Linked DNA regions of Homo sapiens: regions 1 and 2 are each linked to region 3. The links are chromatin contacts, found by Hi-C in ENCODE. All regions are on one chromosome and are shown on one strand. The core of a region is the stretch at or near the end of the contact, and the rest is flanking DNA. Distances in the headings are between cores, read along the strand shown. Region 1 holds the start of CCL3L3 (C-C motif chemokine ligand 3 like 3). Region 2 holds the start of CCL3 (C-C motif chemokine ligand 3). Region 3 overlaps MYO1D (myosin ID).

Region 1 (4,317 bases), core at 3-2,502, 3.7 Mb before region 3:
TTTAATTTTTTCCATGCCTAGAGTTGGCATGGCATATATATATCTTTATACAATTCTTCAAATTTTATAGAATTTGTATAATGTTTTATCTTGCTTTTTTTTTAACCACTGATGTTATAAGCATATTTATGCCACTTCATTCACGTTAGAGACTTAATAATAAAGGATCTTGTGGATAATTTATCATTCCCTGATAGAGAAAAATTTAGCTTTGCTTATTTTAGAGTTATAAATGATGCTGGGTCAGGTATCTTTATGTTTGAAGATGGCTCCATATTTGGGTTGTTTCCACAGAACTCTTTCCCAGAAATGCTTTTTCTAGGTTAATGGCTACACATATTTCTAGGCACCTGACATACTGACACCCACCTCTAAAGTATTTTTATGATCCACAACTAGCGTTTAACACAGCGCCCCAGTCACTCCGAGACTAATAAATAGACAAATGACTGAAACGTGACCTCATGCTTTCTATTCCTCCAGCTTTCATTGAGTTCCTTTCCTCTGGGAGGACTGGGGGTTGTCTAGCCCTCCACAGCATCAGCCCATTGACCCTATCCTTGTGGTTATAGCAGCTGAGGAAGCAGAATTACAGCTCTGTGGGAAGGAATGGGGCTGGAGAGTTCATGCATAGACCAATTCTTTTTTTTTTTTTTTTTTGAGATGGAGTTTCACTTTTGTTGCCCAGGCTGGAGTGCAATGGCATGATCTCAGCTCACCACAGCCCCCACCTCCTGGGTTCAAGCGATTCTCCTGCCCTCAGCCTCCCGAGTAGCTGGGATTACAGGCATGTGCCACCACGCCTGACTACTTTTGTATTTTTAGTAGAGATGGAGTTTCTCTTTCTTGGTCAGGTTGGTCTCAAACTCCTGACCTCAGGTGATCTGCAGCCTCGGCCTCCCAAAGTGTTGGGATTACAGGTGTGAGCGACCATGCCTGGCTGCATAGACCAGTTCTTATGAGAAGGGATCAACTAAGAATAGCCTTGGGTTGACACACACCCCTCTTCACACTCACAGGAGAAACCCCATGAAGCTAGAACCAGTCATGAGTTGAGAGCTGAGAGTTAGAGAGTAGCTCAGAGATGCTATTCTTGGATATCCTGAGCCCCTGTGGTCACCAGGGACCCTGAGTTGTGCAACACTCAGCATGACAGCATCACTACACTTAAAAATTTCCCTCCTCACCCCCAGATTCCATTTCCCCATCCGCCAGGGCTGCCTATAAAGAGGAGAGATGGCTTCAGACATCAGAAGGACGCAGGCAGCAAAGAGTAGTCAGTCCCTTCTTGGCTCTGCTGACACTCGAGCCCACATTCCATCACCTGCTCCCAATCATGCAGGTCTCCACTGCTGCCCTTGCCGTCCTCCTCTGCACCATGGCTCTCTGCAACCAGGTCCTCTCTGCACCACGTGAGTCCATGTTGTTGTTGTGGGTATCACCACTCTCTGGCCATGGTTAGACCACATCAGTCTTTTTTTGTGGCCTGAGAGCCCCGAAGAGAAAAGAAGGAAGTTCTTAAAGCGCTGCCAAACACCTTGGTCTTTTTCTTCACAACTTTTATTTTTATCTCTAGAAGGGGTCTTAGCCCTCCTAGTCTCCAGGTATGAGAATCTAGGCAGGGGCAGGGGAGTTACAGTCCCTTGTACAGATAGAAAAACAGGGTTCAAAACGAATCAGTTTGCAAGAGGCAGAATCCAGGGCTGCTTACTTCCCAGTGGGGTCTGTTCTTCACTCTCCAGCTCACCCTAGGTCTCCCAGGAGCCCTGTCCCTTGGATGTCTTATGAGAGATGTCCAGGGCTTCTCTTGGGCTGGGGTATGACTTCTTGAACCGACAAAATTCCATGAAGAGAGCTAAGAGAACAGTCCATTCAGGTATCTGGATCACATAGAGAAACAGAGAACCCACTATGAAGAGTCAAGGGGAAAGAGGAATATAGACAGAAACAAAGAGACATTTCTCTGCAAAACCCCCCAAATGCCTTGCAGTCACTTGGTCTGAGCAAGCCTGCCCTCCTCAACCACTCAGGGATCAGAAGCTGCCTGGCCTTTTCTTCTGAGCTGTGACTCGGGCTTATTCTCTCCTTTCTCCGCAGTTGCTGCTGACACGCCGACCGCCTGCTGCTTCAGCTACACCTCCCGACAGATTCCACAGAATTTCATAGCTGACTACTTTGAGACGAGCAGCCAGTGCTCCAAGCCCAGTGTCATGTAAGTGCCAGTCTTCCTGCTCACCTCTAGGGAGGTAGGGAGTGTCAGGGTGGGGGCAGAAACAGGCCAGAAGGCCATCCTGGAAAGGCCCAGCCTTCAGGAGCCTATCGGGGATACAGGACGCAGGGCACTGAGGTGTGACCTGACTTGGGGCTGGAGTGAGGTGGGTGTTACAGAGTCAGGAAGGGCTGCCCCAGGCCAGAGGAAAGGGACAGGAAGAAGGAGGCAGCAGGACACTCTGAGGGCCCCCTTGCCTGGAGTCACTGAGAGAAGCTCTCTAGACGGAGATAGGCAGGGGGCCCCTGAGAGAGGAGCAGGCCTTGAGCTGCCCAGGACAGAGAGCAGGATGTCAGGGCCATGGTGGGCCCAGGATTCCCCGGCTGGATTCCCCAGTGCTTAACTCTTCCTCCCTTCTCCACAGCTTCCTAACCAAGAGAGGCCGGCAGGTCTGTGCTGACCCCAGTGAGGAGTGGGTCCAGAAATACGTCAGTGACCTGGAGCTGAGTGCCTGAGGGGTCCAGAAGCTTCGAGGCCCAGCGACCTCAGTGGGCCCAGTGGGGAGGAGCAGGAGCCTGAGCCTTGGGAACATGCGTGTGACCTCCACAGCTACCTCTTCTATGGACTGGTTATTGCCAAACAGCCACACTGTGGGACTCTTCTTAACTTAAATTTTAATTTATTTATACTATTTAGTTTTTATAATTTATTTTTGATTTCACAGTGTGTTTGTGATTGTTTGCTCTGAGAGTTCCCCCTGTCCCCTCCACCTTCCCTCACAGTGTGTCTGGTGACAACCGAGTGGCTGTCATCGGCCTGTGTAGGCAGTCATGGCACCAAAGCCACCAGACTGACAAATGTGTATCAGATGCTTTTGTTCAGGGCTGTGATCGGCCTGGGGAAATAATAAAGATGTTCTTTTAAACGGTAAACCAGTATTGAGTTTGGTTTTGTTTTTCTGGCAAATCAAAATCACTGGTTAAGAGGAATCATAGGCAAAGATTAGGAAGAGGTGAAATGGAGGGAAATTGGGAGAGATGGGGAGCGCTGCGACAGAGTTATCCACTTCACAAAATTCTGGAACATTGAAACTACGAATATGTTATAACTCAAATCGTAATATGCACGCTCTAGGAGAATTAACTACTTGAATGGCCACCATTAAGCAGAGTATTCTGTAGGGCATATTCATGATGAATCAAGCTCTTAATAGCAATTATTTACATTGTTGAGGCTTACTCCTCCTACTGAGTGCTTTTTATACATTGTTCATTTAATCTTACCAATGCAATAGTACAGCTTAGGTACTATTAATACCTCCACTTGACAGAAAAGTAACCCAGGGCTCAGAAAGGTTAGACAACTTGGCTGAGGTTACACAGCACGTAAACGGTCAATTGTGTTCCAAAACTGGACTTTTATTGAACTACAGACTATGCTGTTAACCATTGACCAAGTTATTTCCCAAAGTATGACCCGCCTATACTCAAATCTTACCCCATTCTTTAACAGATGATACTTTATCCATTGCAACCACTTCCTGTCAGGATTCTGAGTTGACATAGAGTGTTTCAGCAGTGATTATTTAAGCCAATTACATCAGGATCTTTAGGTGTAGACCTGGGAACTGATATTTTTATCAAGCTCATGAGGTGTTCCATAGCATGTTAATGACTGAGAGCCACTGTCAATAGAATTCACCACTGTTTTCTAAATGTGGTAAGTCTCTGCATATGGCAACAGGTGTATTATACATTATTTCTCTAGAATCTACACTCTACAAAATAAATAGCTAATGTTAGAGAATGAAAAGACAACCAGCTTCTGTGTGGAGCAGGATGCTGTCTATAGGTTTGAAAGGTAAGTTATTTAATAGATGGATTGCTTGCATTATATGTACAAGAAATGCATACTAAGCTAGGGTCCTTTTTGCAGAAGAAAGGGAAATTCAAAATATTTGTGTGAAAACCAAACGTGTTAATTTTTATGAGCTATGCTTATTTCATTTTGTTTAAAATAATCTAATTTCTGTGTCCAAACATGTTTAGAATTGTAGGGCTCAAACTCTTTAAAGCATAATTAAACACTACTACTTAGCAGATATTAAA
Region 2 (4,456 bases), core at 1,750-4,249, 3.6 Mb before region 3:
TGTGCTAGGATTTGGTTTAAATCAACCAACAAGACATGGTCTGGAGTTGGTTTACAATCTGAGAAGACACTCTAAAAAATCTACCATTATAGGAGTGTTGTGAGGATCAAATATAATAAGTTGTGGTACAGGACGTGTAGCGTGTGGTACCTAGAGTCAGACTACCTGGATTTGAATCCCTGCTCTGCTAGTCATCAGCTTTACGGCCTTCGGAAAATTGCTTAACCTCTATTTACTTTGGTTTCTTCACCTATTCAACTGAGAAAGTATACTGGTAACTAAATCATAGGGTTGTTTTGAAGACAGTTCAAACGTGAATCCCTATTATGGAAATCAGCACATGGTGATCACTCAATAAAAATTACATATTGTGAACTAAAATTTGTGTAGTTGCTAATCTATCATTAGCGTGAAATAAAAATTTGTTTCCAAACTCCCACATTGCCTTTATTAAACTATAAATTTCTTGAGAAAAAGAAACTAAAATAAAATCAACAGGGCATGGTCTAGATTTTTGAAGAGCAAATTACATAGATAACTAATTATAACACACGGTGCTGTAATGACAGAGATAGAAGATGTCCCTTATCAGAACACTGACTGATTCAGCAGTTTCCATTTCCTTTTCTCACTCTCCACAACTCACAGAAGCCAGCTCTCAGAAATGGAATCACGAGTATGGAGGGGGTTCCCCTAAGAAGTGAGTGAGGGAATGCAATTCTGGGTATCACTGAGAGCTGGGAGGCAGAGGGTGGGGTGAGAAGGAGGCATTGCCTGTGATGTAGGTTTCTAATGATACAAGTGGCAGAGATACCTTTATTTGGAATTGGTAGCAATAGGGGAAGATACATGGATGCCAAAGCTCCGGTGAAACCTACCACGGCCCCTGATCTTGCTTCTGCTTCTCCTCCCTCAAGACTGGCACTAGCCATCATTGGGGTGGGAAGGAAACAGAGCCCATGTGTATTAAAAGACCTAAGTCTACAGACACTTAGAAAGGACAGAATTCCAAAGGCATGGTCGCACTTGGCTTCTGTCCTCTGTTATTCTCCAGCATCAAATGTATCAACTCTAACCCCTTTGGGGGGAATACAAGGCCTGTCCTGGTTTGGTCCCAATTTAGCTTTATCATCCATATTCACCCCCACTGCTCTGCAGCTCCACTGAAGCACCCCCTCTTTCCTCTGAACCCACAATGTCACACTCAGGACTCTGCCTCAGCTGGGCACTCATCTATAGATGCCTAAATCCCGGGCAGTTATCCAGACACAACTAAAGTTCCATCCCTTCCATGAAGCCTTCCCCAACCCTCTGGTGGAAGGTCACTTCTTCCCCTCGTGGGATTCTGAGCTTTCATTTCTTTTTCTACTAGGAGTCCTAGCACTTTCGGCTAAATGCTACAATTACCTGTTCATACACTCTACCTGCCCCCACGAGATCAGGGGCATCTCAGAAACAAAGATCATTAAAACCAACTAAATCTATTTCTCATTATAAAATGAGGTATGCTGATTGATTGTGAAAGAATAAAATAACAAAGTATGGAAAAGAAAAAAAAGCATATAATCTGGCTGAGAAGGTAGAGACCCTTCCACACCACTGAAATTATGTATTGAAAAGAATAAGTAAAAAACTGCTTCAATTTGGCATGATTTATGTAAGTATAGTATAGGATCCTTAAAATGGTTCAAAGAAATGGGAAATCAAGACTTCATTTTGGCCAAAACCATTGAACAGAAACTTCAGCATATTTATCAATAATTTCTTTCAGATTAAACAACTGACAACAACCTATTTTTCAACCAGTGATGTTGGAAATGTTTTTTTAAAAATTAGTTTATAAATTTGTGGGCTGACCAAGAAGGTAATAAAGTCTAACTAAGTAAAATGAGAAAAATTCAGAAAAAGAAAAAAATAAGAAAATAAATCACCCAGGGACCTATCACACAAATATAAGAACTATTCATTCTTTAAGGCATGTATTTCCAAGCCTTTGTATTTTTTTCCATGCTTAGGGTTGGCAAGGAATATATATATATTTGTACAAATATATATGTGTATATGTACAAATACATGTATATATAGTACAAATATATATATATATTTGTACAATTCTTCAGACTTTGTAGAATTTGTATAATGTCGTATCTTGCTTTTTTTAACCACTGATGTTATAAGCATATTTATGCCACTTCATTCATTTTAGAGACTTAATAATAAATGATCTAGTGGATAATTTATCATTCCCTGATGGAGAAAAATTTAGCTTTGTTTATTTTAGAGTTATAAACGATGCTGGGTCAGGTATCTTTATGTTTGAAGATGGCTCCATATTTGGGTTGTTTCCACAGAACTCTTTCCTAGAAATGCTTTTTCTAGGTTAATGGCTACAGATATTTCTAGGCACCTGACATATTGACACCCACCTCTAAAGTATTTTTATGATCCACAACTAGCGTTTAACACAGCGCCCTAGTCACTACATGACTAATAAATAGACAAATGACTGAAACATGACCTCATGCTTTCTATTCCTCCAGCTTTCATTCAGTTCTTTGCCTCTGGGAGGAGGAAGGGTTGTGCAGCCCTCCACAGCATCAGCCCATCAACCCTATCCCTGTGGTTATAGCAGCTGAGGAAGCAGAATTGCAGCTCTGTGGGAAGGAATGGGGCTGGAGAGTTCATGCACAGACCAGTTCTTATGAGAAGGGACTGACTAAGAATAGCCTTGGGTTGACATATACCCCTCTTCACACTCACAGGAGAAACCATTTCCCTATGAAACTATAACAAGTCATGAGTTGAGAGCTGAGAGTTAGAGAATAGCTCAAAGATGCTATTCTTGGATATCCTGAGCCCCTGTGGTCACCAGGGACCCTGAGTTGTGCAACTTAGCATGACAGCATCACTACGCTTAAAAATTTCCCTCCTCACCCCCAGATTCCATTTCCCCATCCGCCAGGGCTGCCTATAAAGAGGAGAGCTGGTTTCAGACTTCAGAAGGACACGGGCAGCAGACAGTGGTCAGTCCTTTCTTGGCTCTGCTGACACTCGAGCCCACATTCCGTCACCTGCTCAGAATCATGCAGGTCTCCACTGCTGCCCTTGCTGTCCTCCTCTGCACCATGGCTCTCTGCAACCAGTTCTCTGCATCACGTGAGTCTGAGTTTCGTTGTGGGTATCACCACTCTCTGGCCATGGTTAGACCACATCAATCTTTTCTTGTGGCCTAAAAGCCCCCAAGAGAAAAGAGAACTTCTTAAAGGGCTGCCAAACATCTTGGTCTTTCTCTTTAAGACTTTTATTTTTATCTCTAGAAGGGGTCTTAGCCCCCTAGTCTCCAGGTATGAGAATCTAGGCAGGGGCAGGGGAGTTACAGTCCCTTTTACAGATAGAAAAACAGGGTTCGAAACGAATCAGTTAGCAAGAGGCAGAATCCAGGGCTGCTTACTTCCCAGTGGGGTATGTTGTTCACTCTCCAGCTCACTCTAGGTCTCCCAGGAGCTCTGTCCCTTGGATGTCTTATGAGAGATGTCCAAGGCTTCTCTTGGGTTGGGGTATGACTTCTTGAACCAGACAAAATTCCCTGAAGAGAACTGAGATAAGAGAACAGTCCGTTCAGGTATCTGGATCACACAGAGAAACAGAGAACCCACTATGAAGAGTCAAGGAGAAAGAAGGATACAGACAGAAACAAAGAGACATTTCTCAGCAAAAATGCCCAAATGCCTTCCAGTCACTTGGTCTGAGCAAGCCTGCCTTCCTCAACTGCTCGGGGATCAGAAGCTGCCTGGCCTTTTCTTCTGAGCTGTGACTCGGGCTCATTCTCTTCCTTTCTCCACAGTTGCTGCTGACACGCCGACCGCCTGCTGCTTCAGCTACACCTCCCGGCAGATTCCACAGAATTTCATAGCTGACTACTTTGAGACGAGCAGCCAGTGCTCCAAGCCCGGTGTCATGTAAGTGCCAGTCTTCCTGCTCACCTCTATGGAGGTAGGGAGGGTCAGGGTTGGGGCAGAGACAGGCCAGAAGGCTATCCTGGAAAGGCCCAGCCTTCAGGAGCCTATCGGGGATACAGGACGCAGGGCTCCGAGGTGTGACCTGACTTGGAGCTGGAGTGAGGCATGTGTTACAGAGTCAGGAAGGGCTGCCCCAGCCCAGAGGAAAGGGACAGGAAGAAGGAGGCAGCGGGACACTCTGAGGGCCACCCCTACTGAGTCACTGAGAGAAGCTCTCTAGACAGAGATAGGCAGGGGGCCCCTGAAAGAGGAGCAAGCCCTGAGCTGCCCAGGACAGAGAGCAGAATGGTGGGGCCATGGTGGGCCCAGGATTCCCCTGCTGGATTCCCCAGTGCTTAACTCTTCCTCCCTTCTCCACAGCTTCCTAACCAAGCGAAGCCGGCAGGTCTGTGCTGACCCCAGTGAGGAGTGGGTCCAGAAATATGTCAGCGACCTGG
Region 3 (4,539 bases), core at 274-2,773:
TTTCTTTTGTCTTGAATGATGTCTTTCATTCTTGTCCCAGAGTGTCCTGATGCACCACAATGAAATTATTATATTCTTGGAATTAGACTAGCACTTAGTCTGTAATTTTTTCTCTTCTCATCATGTAATTTTAAAATATTTCCCTATGTTCTACATTACAGCATTTGTTGAGATGCAATTATTATAGTTTTAAAGGGCTTTCACGTACATTATCTCATTTAATTCTCAAAATCTTCTAAGCCATTTTTAAATGTATTAAGCCTATTTTATAGATGGACAAAAAGGCTTAGAGAGGTTCTGTGATTTTCCCAAGACCACAGACAGAGTGTAATGGAGCGGCTCGATGAACACAGATCGGGCTCCTTGCCTGTCCTTGGTGTCACATGCCTTAGATAACTGTCACCTATGTTTTTTAATTTATATTTGTCTCATTGTCCCTGGAGAACTGAGACTCTGCCATCTACTTTTACCACAGAGCTCCACGAAACCTCCTCTAGTGCTGTATACCTTGTGAATGCTGAATAGGTGATGCAGACTGGTAATGAACCAAGGAGTTTAAAACGCTATTGTTCAAGTGGAGATACAGCTGGGAGCCTTTGAGGTTGTGGAGCCCAGGTACAGTGGGAAGACTGCCTGGCTCCCCGTGTTTGTTTACGCGTTGGGAGTCAGCACGGGGCCTCCCCCACGGTGAGGAGCGCTGTCCCTGGAGAGCCTCTTGGAAGGCAGCCATGATCGTGGAGAGGAGTGTTCATGTCTCATCCGGGAAATCTCTCACCGCCTGTGCCCCTTCCCTGTCTTCTCTCAGACAGCCCATAGAAACACATTAGCATCCTGGGCCTGATGCCATTCCTTAAGCAAAAGGCACCTGCCCACCCACATATGTCCATGTGAGTCTCACCCACCTGAAAGCAGCACCCCCTGAGCCCATCCTGGCCACATCCACAAAGCACACCCAGCAGCTCATTGCCCCTGCATTAGAGACACACACACACACGATTATAGAGTTTACCCCTGTGGAAAGTGTTTTCAGATGAAACAGAAAAGGGTCTAGCATCCCTTACTCTGTATTCTTCTTAAGGGAGAAACTTACAACTGCAAAACAGGTCCTGCCCTCCCCACCCGCCCCTTTTCTGGTGGGTTTCTTCCCTCCTCTCTGTCCAGGCAGCTCACGTCTCTGGAGGGACACCTCACCTGCTTCCTGCTATAGCCTCTGCTATGTTCTGTGATGCCTTCTGAGACCCTGCCAGACTACCTGGGGCAGCTTGTCTCATGATCCTCCTGCTCAATTCACAGCTCCCTGTTGAAGTACAAGCTAGTTAACAACAGACACAGATTCAGATCCAAGTGAGGGGTGGGTTGGGCTGTGTGTGTGTGTGCACGCGCACATGCAGAATTTTGATACTGCTCCTGCACATTGCATGTAATGATGTGCAACACTTGTTCTTCTCACTTAGGAGTCCCACCATCTAATGCCTACAGGAAGTAAACCAGAAGTCTCATCCGAGGACACCATCTACCGATCTATGTCAGTTTCCTATTGCCGCTGTAACAAATTACCACAGATTTGGTGGCTTTAAACCACAGACATGTTTTTTTCTCACAGTTATTAAGGCCAGCAGTCCACATTCATTTCACTGGGCCAGAACGAGGGCGTTGGGCAGGGCCTGTTCCCTCTGGAGGCTCTCAGGGAGAATCCACTCCTCCACCCCTCCGGCCTCTGGGAGCTGCCGGCACTCCTTGGTTTGTGACTGCTTCACCCTGATCTGTGCCTCCAGGATCACACTGCCTCCTCCTCCTCCTCCTGTCTGTGTCAGATCTCCCTCTGCCTCTCTTTTAAAAGAATACTTGTGATTGTATCTAGGGTCCACCTGGATAATCCAGGATAATCTCCCCATCTCAGCAGCCTTACATAATCCCATCTGCAGGCCTTTTTGCCACGTACGGTAACATTCACAGGTTCCAGGGATTAGGATGTGGATATTTGGGGGTGGGAGGGCATATTCAGCATCACACACTACCCTTCCCAGTAATTCCCCCGACACACATACACACACACACACATACGCACACACACATATACACACCCCTAAGTTCTACTCAAGAGCTGGCTCTGCTTCTTTCAACTTCCCAGTTCTGAGGAGCCAGCTTCCCAGCTCTGCCATGCACTTCCTACCCATCTCACCCTCTCCCACCTGCAAAGCAGTAATTCCTCAGTGCCTTGCTACCAGCTCTCCAAAGGGCAGAGGAGGCTAGACATCGCCTCTGATCAAGGTACTGGATACCTTCTTCCCCAAAACCACTGGCCCAGTGGGGCAGAAGAGGGCAAGCCTTAAGTGGGGTAGAACCCAAATGGGCCAATTTTACCACCATAAGAATCAAGTCAGCCGGGCGCAGTGGCTCACGCCTGTAATCCCAGCACTTTGGGAGGCTGAGGTATGTGGATCACAAGGTCAGGAGTTCGAGACCAGCCTGGCCAACATGGTGAAACCCTGTCTGTAAGAAAAATACAAAAATTAGCCAGGCCTGGTGGCGGGCGCCTGTAATTCCAGCTACTCAGGAGGCTGAGGCAGGAGAATTGCTTGAACCCGAGAGGCAGAGATTGCAATGAGCCAAGATCGTGCCACTGCAGTCTAGCCTGGGCGACAGAGCAAGACTCTGCCTCAAAAAAAAAAAAAAAAAAGTTGTTTTGCTTTTATGTAGCTTTTATTGTTTTGTTTTATTTTTATAGAGTCTCTCTTTGTTGCCCAGGCTGGAATGCAGTAGCACAGTCACAGCTCACTACAGACTTGATCTCCTGGGCTTAAGCAGTCCTCCCACCTCAGCCTCCTGAGTAGCTGGGACTACAGGCACATACCACCATACCCAGCTATTTTTTTTATCTTATTTTTAGTATAGACGGGGTCTCACTATGTTGCCCAGGCCGGTCTGAAACTCCTGGGCTCAAGCGATCCTCCCATCTCAGCCTTCCAAAGTGCTAGGATTATAGGTGTGAGCCACCAAACCTGGCTACTTTTATGTAGCTTTGACAAGCGCAGGAAATGTCTTGCTTCTGCCCCTCTGTCAGGATATCTCTAGAATTTAAAGTTAGTGAGAACAGAAAGCACATCCTTGGCTTACAGTCCACAGGGCCTGGCAGTGCCTCAACAGGCTGGACACTCCTTGGACAGCCACATGGACTCCTCCTTACTGTGGTTAGCTGCCATCAACCAGTCCTCTCGCCAGCATGCAGGGTGGGTTTGGCAGCGCCAGGCACAGCTTCACATGCCTTCCTTGTTCTTCTGAAGTCCCCTCTCTGGATGGTGACCTTGTTCATGTGGCCATTTTTAAAGCAGAAAGTTGGATCCCAGGCCAAATCCTGCCTTGCAGTTCCGAGAGGCATGTGCTGTCCCCCTTCACTGGTGATGGCGGGCCGGGGAAAGACCCCACTGTGGTCTTACGAAAAGTGTTTGTAGAGAAACCAAGCAGCACTGTATGGGATGGCTGATAATTGCTGCTCTTGGTGTTAGTTCCTATCTGCTTAGGCAGAAGGTTGGGACTGGGGAGGAGGAATGTTAGTGGAGATTTTATGTAACTGTAAACTTCCTCTCTACTGTAAGAAGGATTCTCTTGAAAGAAAATGAAAAACAGTTCCAGATGGTCCATGGAAGATGTTTCATGGTTGGAAACCTATTCTACCTCCTTGTCAAGAATAACTATGCCTTGGCTGGGCACGGTAGCTCACGCCTCTAGTCCCAGCACTTTGGGAAGCTGAAGCGGGAGAACTGCTGGAGCTCAGGAGGTCGGGGCTGCAGTGAGCCATGATTGTGCACCTGCACCCCAGCCTGGGCAACACAGCAAGATTCTGTCTCAAAAAATAATAACTATACCTTGAAAATAGGGGTCCATACTTACCAGCCCACAAAAAAAAAAAAAAGAAGGCTTTATGAAGAGGAAGTACCAAGATCTAGATAAAGAGTCTCTAGCTCCTTTCAGTTATCCGGGTAAGATGTTCACTTTGTATTTAGGTATTAATCTTAGGCACAGACACCATCTAGGAGTCTGTAGTGCCACATTTTCATACATATATGCACACTTGAAGATTTTTTCAAACTCATAACTGACAAAGGACTTTATTTGAATAGATATTTGATACGTTAAAATAGAAGACTTAGAGGCTATTGAAGGGCAAATAATTTGATGTAATCTAAGAAATATATTGGAGGGAAAGGAAGAGAGGGAGTTCTTGTTGAGTTCGAAACAATATAGAGCTGATATTTACAGAGGAGCTATTATGTGCTGAGCCAGAAGTGGGGATAAAACAGTGAACAGAACCCAGACCCTGCCCAGGGTTTACAATCTGGTGGGGGAACCAGATGAGTAGACGGGATTACAATGCAATGTGTTAAGTACATTAATAGGGGATATACGTCAAAGGGGCAGTTAAACCTTTCTTGGAAGATCGGAAAGGCTCCTAAAAGTGATGCCAATATTGAGGAAAAAATGACAAATAGAAGTTGATCTGGAAAAGAGACCAAGAGTCTTCCAGGTGGGGAATAGCGT

What was found. Hi-C counts contacts between places; a loop is a spot of excess contacts on that map. Pooled maps may share reads with other maps.
Region 1: a loop to region 3 is called in a map with no recorded cell type, with 9 times the contacts of the local background. The contact joins the promoter of CCL3L3 here to the enhancer-like site in region 3. A Hi-C loop is called at or near these places in 4 of 37 single-sample maps with no recorded cell type and 3 of 50 pooled maps.
Region 2: a loop to region 3 is called in a map with no recorded cell type, with 5 times the contacts of the local background. The contact joins the promoter of CCL3 here to the enhancer-like site in region 3. A Hi-C loop is called at or near these places in 5 of 37 single-sample maps with no recorded cell type and 7 of 50 pooled maps.

Annotation. Positions count from the first base shown.
Region 1 is chr17:36,193,693-36,198,009 of GRCh38, reverse strand. CCL3L3 (C-C motif chemokine ligand 3 like 3) reads left to right here and starts at 1,252. Exons shown (of 3, transcript NM_001001437.4): 1 at 1,252-1,412; 2 at 2,098-2,212; 3 at 2,634-3,141. The coding sequence starts at 1,337. The coding sequence ends at 2,724. LOC128966706 (a long non-coding RNA gene) reads right to left here. Exons shown (of 2, transcript XR_008485584.1): 2 at 1,543-1,880.
Region 2 is chr17:36,088,686-36,093,141 of GRCh38, reverse strand. CCL3 (C-C motif chemokine ligand 3) reads left to right here and starts at 2,999. Exons shown (of 3, transcript NM_002983.3): 1 at 2,999-3,156; 2 at 3,845-3,959; 3 at 4,380-4,456. The coding sequence starts at 3,084. It overlaps CCL3-AS1 (CCL3 antisense RNA 1), which reads right to left. Exons shown (of 3, transcript NR_186417.1): 3 at 3,280-3,596.
Region 3 is chr17:32,525,980-32,530,518 of GRCh38, reverse strand. The region is part of intron 21 of MYO1D (myosin ID); the gene reads left to right. Among named protein-coding and RNA genes, the nearest start is that of CDK5R1, 41 kb to the right of the region's middle. Within about 2 kb of position 1,523, at least 2 of the 41 ENCODE cell types and tissues checked have a DNase peak (open chromatin) inside an H3K27ac peak, as active enhancers do.